Regions from separate parts of the Homo sapiens genome. Here region 2 is linked to region 1. Evidence: chromatin contacts called from ENCODE Hi-C or POLR2A ChIA-PET data. All regions are on one chromosome and are shown on one strand. Each heading gives the region's core, a stretch centred on a gene start or an enhancer-like site at or near the end of the contact. The rest is flanking DNA. Distances are from core to core; before and after follow the strand shown. Region 1 holds the start of VDAC1 (voltage dependent anion channel 1). Region 2 holds the start of HSPA9 (heat shock protein family A (Hsp70) member 9).

The links. Hi-C counts contacts between places; a loop is a spot of excess contacts on that map. ChIA-PET counts read pairs that join two places held with the same protein, here RNA polymerase II (POLR2A). Pooled maps may share reads with other maps.
Region 2: a map of CD8-positive, alpha-beta T cell shows a loop between it and region 1 (31-fold over the local background). The contact joins the promoter of HSPA9 here to the promoter of VDAC1 in region 1. A Hi-C loop is called at or near these places in 1 of 168 maps with a recorded cell type or tissue (CD8-positive, alpha-beta T cell) and 1 of 50 pooled maps. POLR2A ChIA-PET finds 5 or more read pairs at or near these places in 2 of 52 experiments (BJ and activated CD4-positive, alpha-beta T cell).

What each region holds. Positions count from the first base shown.
Region 1 is chr5:134,002,227-134,007,362 of GRCh38, forward strand. VDAC1 (voltage dependent anion channel 1) reads right to left here and starts at 2,749. Exons shown (of 9, transcript NM_003374.3): 1 at 2,669-2,749. RefSeq lists enhancers at 1,473-1,522, 1,533-1,582, 3,233-3,352, 3,423-3,482, 3,523-3,592 and silencers at 1,813-2,852, 2,913-2,972, 3,013-3,062.
Region 2 is chr5:138,573,817-138,578,969 of GRCh38, forward strand. It overlaps HSPA9 (heat shock protein family A (Hsp70) member 9), which reads right to left and starts at 1,585. Exons shown (of 17, transcript NM_004134.7): 1 at 1,422-1,585; 2 at 252-310; 3 at 1-34. The coding sequence starts at 1,502. All of the region lies in intron 1 of LOC105379193 (a long non-coding RNA gene), which reads left to right. RefSeq lists enhancers at 1,166-1,813, 1,330-1,379, 1,620-1,899, 1,814-2,462, 2,040-2,179.

The DNA.
Region 1 (5,136 bases), core at 1,499-3,998:
TTCAGCAAGGCCAGGGGCCCACAGGCACCTCATCCCTGTATGGTCCCCCACTTTCTGAGCTACGAATAACCCCTGCCTATAGCCCCACTCTAGAATAGCAAAAATAAAACTAAATAATCAACAAGGAGTAGTCCCCACTACCCACAGGCAGGCACCCTACTCAGGACAACCCCAGCACAAGCTGTCCATCCACCCACCATGAGGGAAGGGGTAACAGGCCCAACACCTTCTGTAGAATCCCAGTCACCCATGTCACCCTCCCTGCAAGCCCAGAAACACCAGTTCAACAAGTTTCCCTCGGGACTTGGAAAACCAGAGAATGAAGACGATGTGTTTAAAGCACTTATTTCAAGAGACTATACATACTGTTACAGTTCTTTAAATATTTGTGACTCTCTGCTAGGTGAGGCTGTTTTCCACAAGTGAGATGTCTGTGTCCCTCAAAAGGATGTCCAGGACCGGGCATGGTGGCTCACGCGTGTAATCCCAGCACTTTGGGAGGCGGAGGCGGGTGGATTGCTTGAGGCCAGGAGTTTGAGATCAGCCTGGCAAACATGGTGAAACCCCGACTCTACTAAAAATACAAAAATTAGCCAGGCGTGGTGGTGTGTGCCTGGGATCCCAGATACTCTGTGAGGCTGAGGTGGGAGGATTGCCTGAACCCAGGAAACAGAAGCTGCCATGAGCCGTTATGGTGCCACCGCGCTCCAGACCTGGCAACAGAGCAAGACCCTGTCTCAAAAAAAAAAAAAGTCCAGGATCAAAGGACTATGGTCTGGGCCTGCAGCCCTTCATATGCCCATTCAATAATTCCACAAATACTCAATAAGCACCTACTATGGGCCATGTACTGGAATAGTAAAACTCTGTCAGTAAAGATGGGTGGATTCTGACACAAGAGTGCATTTACCCCCACAGACCCTTCTCAAGCACCTACTGTGTGCCAGGCAGCACCACCCCAGGCACTGAAGACAAAGTAGCACAGGGCCTCAGTGCCTCAGTCTGACCCTTAGGAGCTGAGTTGGTCCAGAGCTGGGGTGGGCAGAATGAAGGCTGGCCCTCGGTAGTCTGCTCTGGCCTTCTCCTGCCTCAGTGGAGAAGTTTAGGCAACAGAGGAGCCCTTTCCCCTATCTCCCCAGGAGAGGGGAGGCTAGTCAAGGGGACAGGGACCCCGGGCGGAACGGGCTCTAAACCAGGGTCTGCTCCTGCATTCAAGATCTCCACATGCAAACTTACTGCTCCAGCTTGACAATGTCCATTTGTAAACTTACAAGATTTTTCATAAATTAAGCTGAAAGTTACTCAATACCTGGTATACAAATGCTTGTCAATAATAGTGAAAGAATGTTTAAAAACAGGAGCTACATTTATTGAACCCCTTCCACAACGCCACGTGTAGCAAAATGGTCTGCGGGGGATGGGCTGGATTCACCCAAAAAGCCCCAAGGGTGTCAGGGTTTCTACTTAGCCCTTCTCCACACCGGCACTGTTCTAAAGGTTTCATGCTAATTAATTCATTTTATTATTCCCCAAAACTCATCGAAGGAGAGGTACAATTGCTCCCGTCCTATAGATGAGAAAACGAAGGTATGGGGACTTCCCAGCTGTGTGACCTTGTACAAACCACTAAGACTGCGGGCCTCTAATCCAAAGTCAGGCTCCGAAACAGTTTCCAGAATGCACCGCCGCATTTGGCGAATGAATGAACGACCGAACCAGTAATCACTCCTAAGACCAAGAAGGCCACATCCTTCCCCGTGGGGCCTCCTTTTCCGAGGCCAAACCTTCAGCCCAGGCCCGAGCTCCGGCCTCTACCGCCTAAGTCGACTCTCGGCCGGCGCGTTCCGCTCTAGAAGGCTCTGGCACAGGCGGGCGGTGCCGGGCGCCAGCTTCTGCGGGCGTGGGCCGGCCAGGGCGCGTGGGCCTGGGGACTCGGGGCCACGGTCGTCACGTGAGCTCATCCCCGAGGCGGCAGCGTGGCCGGCACCCGCCCGCTGGCCTGGTCCGGCGAGCGTGGGCGGCGAACGGGTCCCCGCCGGATGCACGCTGGTGGGATCCAGGGCCAGAGGGCGCCGCCGGGGAAGGTCACCTAGACGCGCGGCCCGCCGGGCCTCCACGCGGCCGCCCTTGCACTTCCGCCCGCAAGCCCGGGCCGCCTCTCGCCGCCAGCCGCAGGCGTCTCTGGACCCTCGGCCTCGCGCTCCCCAGCCCAGACCTGTTCGGCACCCGCCTGTGCGGCCTTCTCTGCCCGCCCGCTCACCAGCCAGGCCCGCGCCGGCCGCTCGCGATCCCTCCCCGCGGCCGGGCTGCCGGGGCCCCTCGCCCGCTCCTCCCTCAGCGCCTCCCTCTCAGCTCCCCAGGGGCCTGGCCCCCGCCGTCCAGGGCGCAAGGAAGCCGGGGTCCTTTTCCGCTGCGCCTACCTCAGAGGATGTGGCGGCGGGCTCGGAGGCGGCTACGGCGGGGGCTGCGACGCGGAGGCAGGGAGCCGAGCCAGGGAGCGGAGCCGAGCGAGCGGCTGGGCCAAGGGCGGGGCGGCGCGGACGGCGGCGGCGCGGACCCGCCTCCCCTCCTGCGCGCCCGGCCCGGCGCGCTCCGCCCCCAGGCCCCGCCCGGGACAGCGTCCAGGCCGGGCCAGGGTCCCCATCCCGCTAGCGAGCCGCGTTCTTACCCTTCCGGGCCCCGCTGCCCCGGCAGCAGACACAGGAGCCTGCGGGCGTGTTGCGGGCGCGCGGGAGGACCTGCGTGAGTCGGGGCACGGGGAGGCGCCGGACTGACGTGTGCACCGTGTGTGCGTGCGCAGGGACACGCGGGTTCTTGCTGGAAACCTCGGCCCCAGTGGCAGCGCTCGGGAAGGGGGAGGAGGCCTTCCGATTCTCTGAGCTGTGGCCCGGAGGTCCCTGCGCTAATGGAAGACGCGCGGGGCTCCTGGGCCTCCTGCTTGGCCTCCGCGCTGCTAGATCCCCCGGGAGTTGATGTGGCCGGCGCTGGACCCAAGCCTCGCCTGGGTGGACAAAGTGGCCCCCGGCCCCCCATCAAAGCCCGCGTGGGCCCCATCCCCCGAGGGCAGTCCCAGGCCCAGCGCGGACACTGGGCGCCTGGGGCGGCGCAGATACAGAGTAGAGGCGGCGACTGTTGCTCCCGAGCTCCGCGCTCCGGATACAATGTGTCTGGCGCCTCCGACCCGCCCGCGCGGCGTCTAGACAATCTCAGAGAAAACCCCTGTGCGCCGATTTTGCACTACAGATTAGCGATTTTCTCCTGTAGCAAAGCTACTAGCAGCCAATTTCCATGCATTTGAGAGGCAAAAAGACAAAATAAAACAAAACGTGGATTGGGTTTTGCGAGGTCCCTGCTGGGTCTCTCGGCGCGAGGAGATCACGCCGGTTATGGCCGGCCGGCCGACTGAGGGCACCCCGGGTAACCCCCGCGACCAGCCGGGGCGTGTCCTGCGGGACCCAGTTAGTGTGTGTTGAGTGAACGGTCACCTCGCTGCTAGGCCTAAGCGAGTGGTCTCGTTCACCACTGAGTGTCCCCTGTGTTACGCGCGAGGCCCACTCGAAGCAGGTTTCGAGAATTAATTCGTAGATGGACGAAGATTCTACACATCCTTCGCCTTTGATCAACAAACGTCCTGGAAGGCTTGAGGCGTCTAGGGCCCTGTGGAGGAGGTGCCGGGTTACAGAATCAGGACACTCCTCACAGCCAGCTGCGACACTATCTAAAGCAGTGGGCAACTGGGGCTACGGAGGAGGCAATCAGGACTGGCTGCTGGGAAAAGGCGGCAGATTAAAAGTGGCGACTGGAGTTGGAAAAGGTGCTCCAGTGGGATAGGGTGCTGAGGAAGAGGGCAGCTGATACAGAGTGGGAGTGGGGTGCAGACAGGTTACCTAGGCCCTGTGTAGGGGCTGGGGGAGGGGTGACTGGGAATGTAAGGAAGAGCCCCCTTCAAGATCCTGAGGAGTGTAGGACGGATTCTATGACCCTCCCAGGCGCACGAGTTGCCTGGGAACTCTGGGCTTCCCAGCCTGGTGGTCCCCACCCCGCACACTGAGACTGGTGGGCAGGGGGAGGACAAGAACTCAGGGAGGCCGGGCGGGACAAGGCGGGGCTCCAGGAACCCCACAGGGCTAGGAACAGATGCCGGTGCAACCCAGTTTTGAGGCTGGGAGCAAATGTCGAAGGGCTTCCTCCCCTCCAGCGCCACCTCTCAACTCCGCTTTAAAGAACCAATCTGGGCCGGGTGCAGTGGCTCAAGCCTGTAATCCTAGTACTTTGGGAGGCCGAGACAGGCAGATCACTTGAGGCCAGGACTTCGAGACCAGCCTGGGCAACATGGCAAAACCCTGTCTCTACTAAAAATACAAAAACTAGACGGGCGTGGTGGCGCGCGCCTGTAGTCCCAGCTACTCAGGAGGCTGAGGCACGAGAATCGCTTGAACTTGGAAGGAGGAGGCTGGAGTCAGCTGAGATTGAGCCGCTGTACTCCAGCCTGACTGACAGAGTGACATTGTCCCCCCCCCCCAAAAAAAAAAAACAAAAAAAAACAACAACTTGGAAAGAGTTCTTCATGGCCTCTGCTACCCTGGGCCCCTTCGCCAGCTCCCCTAGGTGCTAGTTTCAGATTAACCACTCACTTAGTGGCTGCGTGACCCAGGCAAGAAGGCTGGCCTCTAAGAGCCTCAGCTTCAGAGTGTTGGTGTAAGTTTAAAATGGGACACATAAAGAGTAGGCACTCGGCCCCGTGCAGTGGCTCACTCCTGTAATCCCAGCACTTTGGGAGGCTGAGGCGGCTGGATCACCTGAGGTCGGGAGTTCGAGACCAGCCTTACCAACATGGAGAAACCCCGTCTCTACTAAAAATACAAAAATTAGCCGGGCATGGTGGCACATGCCTATAATCCCAGCTACTCGTGAAGCTAAGGCAGGAGAATTGCTTGAACCCAGGAGGCGGAGGTTGCGGTGAGCTAAGATCTCACCATCACACTCCAGTCTGGGCAACAAGAGCGAAACTCTGCCAAAAAAAAAAAAAAAGAAAAAAGAGTAGGCACTCATCAGTAACTGGGCCAGGCTCAGAGGCACATGTGGGTAATCCCAACTGTTTGGGAGGCCAAGGAGGTAGGATGGCTTGAGGCCAGG
Region 2 (5,153 bases), core at 335-2,834, 4.6 Mb after region 1:
AATACCAACAACTGCTCCCTTGATTGCTTCTGATCTGTAAGACATTTAGAACAGTGTCACAGCTATTGTTATCTTGATAGACCAAAGTCACTGGAAGATAATATTTAATTGGAAAATTAACAGTGGTATACTACATAATCTCTAAATAAATACAGATAAATAATTACAGAGAAGAATAATCACAAATGTAGAAAACACTGCTTTGAAGTTTAATATGTATTCCCTCTCAAAGGAAATGATATTATACTTACGCATAATCCCGCCTTGAAACAAGTCTAAAAGCCTCATGACTAAGGCCATTCCAGCTATCCTAAAAAAGAAAAAACTGACTCAGTCACCAACCAGTGTGTATCCTGGGAGGAAAAAGAGAAAACTTGGGCTCACTTAGTATATAAAATACATTAAGCTACTAAAACAGTAAATATTAAAGTTTCCCAAATAAGTAAGACGAAAAAAGGTAAATAAAAGATGGCCTTAGAATCACATTACAGTAGGATTTCTCAACCGTGGCGCTATTAATTTTGGGCGAAATTTTTGTGGTGGGGGCTGTTCTGTGCATTGTAGGATATACAGCAGCATCCCTGGCCTCGACACCCTAGAAACCAATAAGCACCCCAGTAAGTAAGTGACAACCTAAAATATCCACAGACATTGCCAGATGTCCCCTGGGGGAAAACACTTCCCCTTACCTTGCCGTGCAATTAGTTTAAAAGAACTAGAGTTACTAAGGGTCTTTGAAAGAAAAAAGAAAAGTAGTGGCGTTTCACTAGGATAAAAGACCTTTATTACAACTTAACCTCAGGCTCCTTCCAAGCCTTCCTTAATGCCCACATACAATTCCTGTTCTCTAAAGCATTTGTCTTTTATTTTAGAAAACAAGTAACCACTCCATAGCCTTTTCTCCGCCCCACGATCTGCTTTTTTTTCTGAAGTAACAAACGAGTACAATCTTACACCACAGATTTTGAGAAAATGTTGCTAAGCACGAAAACTGGAGTTCCGACTCAGAGCTTTCTTATTTTATTTCACCGTATCAACGGGATCCTTACACACTCTGTATTCTGTAGAGGAGCCAAAAATAAAACTGAAAATAGTGGCTTTCCCAATAGACTGCATCCCTCACCCCCAAGGCCAAACCTTTCCATTCAGCCACAGAACAGGCCATGAGGACCACTACCTGGTAATTTTGAAATGACACTCTAGATCGCGAGGGGTGTGACTCAGCAGGGCCCAAGCCGGAGGCAAAACCTTGGGCAAAATCTTGACCCGGCAGCGCTAACTATGGAAGGCCCGTTACCTTCCTTCCCGCCTGACCTATACTGGAGAATTCAAACCCTAAAGGGCGCGCGGCCTGCCGCAGCGAAGCCCGAGGCCCAAGGCCCGAGGCCGTGACCCCATTCGGGAAGGTCCCAGTTCCTCACCTGGTGGCGGGCGGCCGTAGGGCCCCGGGAGGCTGCGGCGCCCACGAGACGGGCTGCTGCAGCTCGGCTGGCACTTATCATGGCGGATAAATGGAGGAGTACGAGGCAGCAAACAAGCGCTCCGACGGCAAAGAGCTGCGCGATGCGGTGGCGGCAGCGCTTCTGGAAACCTCCAACCACGTGGGGTGAGGGGCGGGGGTTGGTCACTGCGGCCCAGAGGCCCGCTCTTCCGCTGAGGCGCCGCCCGCGCCGCCTGACCAGAGGATACTCGACTGCCGCTCCCGGAGCCAGGGCGTACAGGTAATATGCTCCGCAGCATGATGGTTGGAGAAAGCCTGCCCTCCTGTCCCGGCTGCGGCGGCTCTGAGCTCAGAAAGAGTCCAGGGGAGGAAGAGGGATATGAAGGCCGTATCTCGGACAGCCCCGGTCCTCGGCGACAGGAAAGACTCAAGGTCACACGGGATAAATTGCGAACCGATTACAGTCTTCTTGCGTCAGTTGCGCGGGAGGAGGAGCCTGTTGGCGCAACAGACATCCAGCTAAGAACCTAGAGCGCATGTGCGCAAGGAGTGGCGGAAAACATGGGTGGAGACTAACTGCGGCGCTCACTGGGTGCCCGAGTGCACGCCAGCGTTCCCTGGGGCGAGCCCGGGCGCGTGCACACCCCCCGGGCGTGGACGTGTTCCCAGCTCCCGCTCCTGGAGGACGGCGCCATCTTGTCTTGTGGCTTTGTGAAGTGAGGACGTCAGTACTTTTGTTGTTTGGTCCCGCCCGTTGTTCACAACTTGAAAGACACTTGGATATGCAGACAGACGTTAAACAATTTCGTGTTGCGTTTTATCACAGGGGTCTTGGGTTTCCAACTACGAAGCGTTTGATTCACACAGAACATTAGGCCAATTAGCCTGCACAAAGGGAAAAAAAAATAGCTGAGCTTGGCCGGGCGCTCACGCCTGTAATCCCAGCACTTTTGGGAGGCCGAAGCGAGCGGATCGCGAGGTTAGGAGATCGAGACCATCCTGGCTAACACGGTGAAACCCCGTCTCTACTGAAAATACGAAAAAGTAGCCGGGCGTGGTGGCAGGCGCTTGTAGTCCCAGCTACTCGGGAGGCTGAGGCAGGAGAACGGCGTGAACCCGGGAGGCGGAGCTTGCAGTGGGCCGAGATCGCGCCACTGCACTCCAGCCTGGGCGACAGAGCGAGACTCCGTCTCAAGAAAAAAAAGAAAAATAGCTGAGCTTCAGGCTCTTCCTCTCCCCACTGTGCTGGGCCTGACTTGAGACTCCTCTGGCCCTTTTTAAACCTTGTGCTGGTGGCAGGATGTCAACTACTTCACTACCCTGTGACCAGTTTTTAGGTTTTTGTTTTTTTTTTTGAGGCAGTCTTTGTCGCCAGGCTTGAGTGCAGTGGCGCCATCTCGGCTCACTGCAACCTCTGACTCCCTGGTTCAAGCTATTCTCCTGCCTCAGCCTCCCAAGTAGATGGGATTACAGGCGCGCGCCACCACGCCCAGCTAATTTTTATATTTTTGGTAGACACCGGGTTTCACCATGTTGGCCAGGATGGTCTCGATCTCCTGACCTCGTGATCTGCCTGCCTCGGCCTCCCAAAGTGCTGGGATTACAGGCGTGAGCCACCGCGCCCAACCCAGTTTTAGATTTTTAAGAAGAGGAATTAATTGATTCAACAGATATGTTTTGGCATGCCTACCGTGTGTCAGTCACTCTCCCAGGTGGTAGGAATACAGCGAAAGCAAAACACGAACGAATGGCTGATGACAGATTGAACTTGATTTTGGAGATGAAGCAATTTGTCCTGGAAGCCCGCTTTCAAAAAAAGAGAAATGTTTCAGACCCCCTATCTCTTCAGGAAGATCTGTATTATTAAGTAGTCACCCCTGGGTGAGGAACTGTGAAGGAAATGTTGGGGAAAGTTGGGGAGGGAAAGAAGCTAACTGAAGAGTTTACATTCTGAGGAGGATGGCAGTGGGAGTAAGAAAATAAACAAAAGTCTAACGTAACATGGGTTATAGATTATATAGATTCTAAAAGTTTTTAAAAAGCCTCCCACACACTCTTAACTGTCAGCTATTACTATATTATCCTCACTAGTTACTTAACACTTCATTTCTCTTGTTTTTAGTTCTCTCAGAAGGCAGGGGTGGCCAGGCGGTGGCTCACGCCTGTAATCCCAGCACTTTGGGAGGCCGAGGTGGGAGGATCACTTGAACCCAGGAGTTCGAGATCAGCCTGAGCGACAGAGTGAGACTCCATCTTTAGCCTCTGTCGCCCAGGCTGCAGTGTAGTGGTGCAGTCTCAGCTTACTGCAGCCTCCACCTCTCTGGGCTCAGATGATTCCAGTGCCGCCTCAGCGCCCCCCTCCCCCGAGTAGCTGGGATTACAGACATGCGGCACTACGCCTGGCTAATTTTTGTATTTTTCGTAGAGACGGGGTTTCGCCTTGTTGCCCAGGCTGGTCTCCAACTCCTGAACTCAAGGGATCCGCCCGCCTCGGCATCCCAAATGCTGGAATTACAGGCGTGAGCCACTGCGGCCGGCCAATTTTTTTTTTTTTTTTTTTTAAATTGGCTGGGCATGGTAGCAAGCACCTGTAGTCCCACCTACTTGGGAGGCTGGAGTGGGAGGATCACTTGAGTTCAGGAATTTGAGAACAGCCTGGGCAACATGGCAAAACCCCATTTCTACAAAAAATTAGCCGGGCATGGTGGTGCACCTGTAGTCCCAGCTACCAGCTACTCGGGAGGCTGAGGTGGAAGAATCACCTGAGCCAAGAGAGGTCGAGGCTGCAGTGAGTCGTGATTATGATTGTGCCATTTCACTCCAGTCTGGGTGACACAGCGAGACATTAAAAAAAACAAAAAACAAAAAAACAGAAAGAAAGGAGAAAGGAAGGAAGGAGGGAGGGAAGGAGGGAAAGAAGGAAGGAGAAAAGGAAATAAGGAAAGGAAGGAAAGAGAAAGAGAGAAAAGAAAGATGCGGCCGGGCGTGGTGGCTCACGCCTGTAATCCCAGCACTTTGGGATGCTGAGGCGGGTGGATCACCTGATGTCAGGAGTCCGAGACCAGCCTGGCTAACATGGTGAAATCCTCGTCTCTACTAAAAATACGAAAATTAACCAGGCGTGGTAGTGGGCACCTGTAACCCCAGCTACTCGGGAGGCTGAGGCAGGAGAATTGCCTGAACCCAGGAGGCGGAGGTTGCAGTGAGTGGAGATTGCACCACTGCACTCCAGGTGACAGAGCCAGACTCCGCCCCCCCCCCCCCCCAAAAAAAAAAGAGAGAGAAAGGAAGAAAAATGAGAAGGCAGGCTTTCTTAAAGGCTATCCAAACAGGCTCATGATTCCTGTTTGTAGAGATTTAGATTCTAAAACAATATACCGATGCAAAGAAGACAGAGGAGTGACAAATAATATTGAACATTGAAATGCAATAAAAAACATTATGTTCTTACGTTGTACATGACGGGGCGGAGAAGGGCAGGTGGAAATAATTGGAGAAACTGCATACTTCTCACTTCTCTGTTGTATTAACTGGTTCTCCTAAGAGTTTTTCTTTTCTTCTTCTTTTTTTTTTTTTTTTTTTGTATTTTTAGTACAGATGGGGTTTCACCATATTGGCCAGGCTGGTCTCGAACTCCTGACCTCAAGAGATCCGCCTTCCTCGGCCTCCCAAAATACTGGGATTATGGGCGTGAGCCACCGCGCCGGCCGAG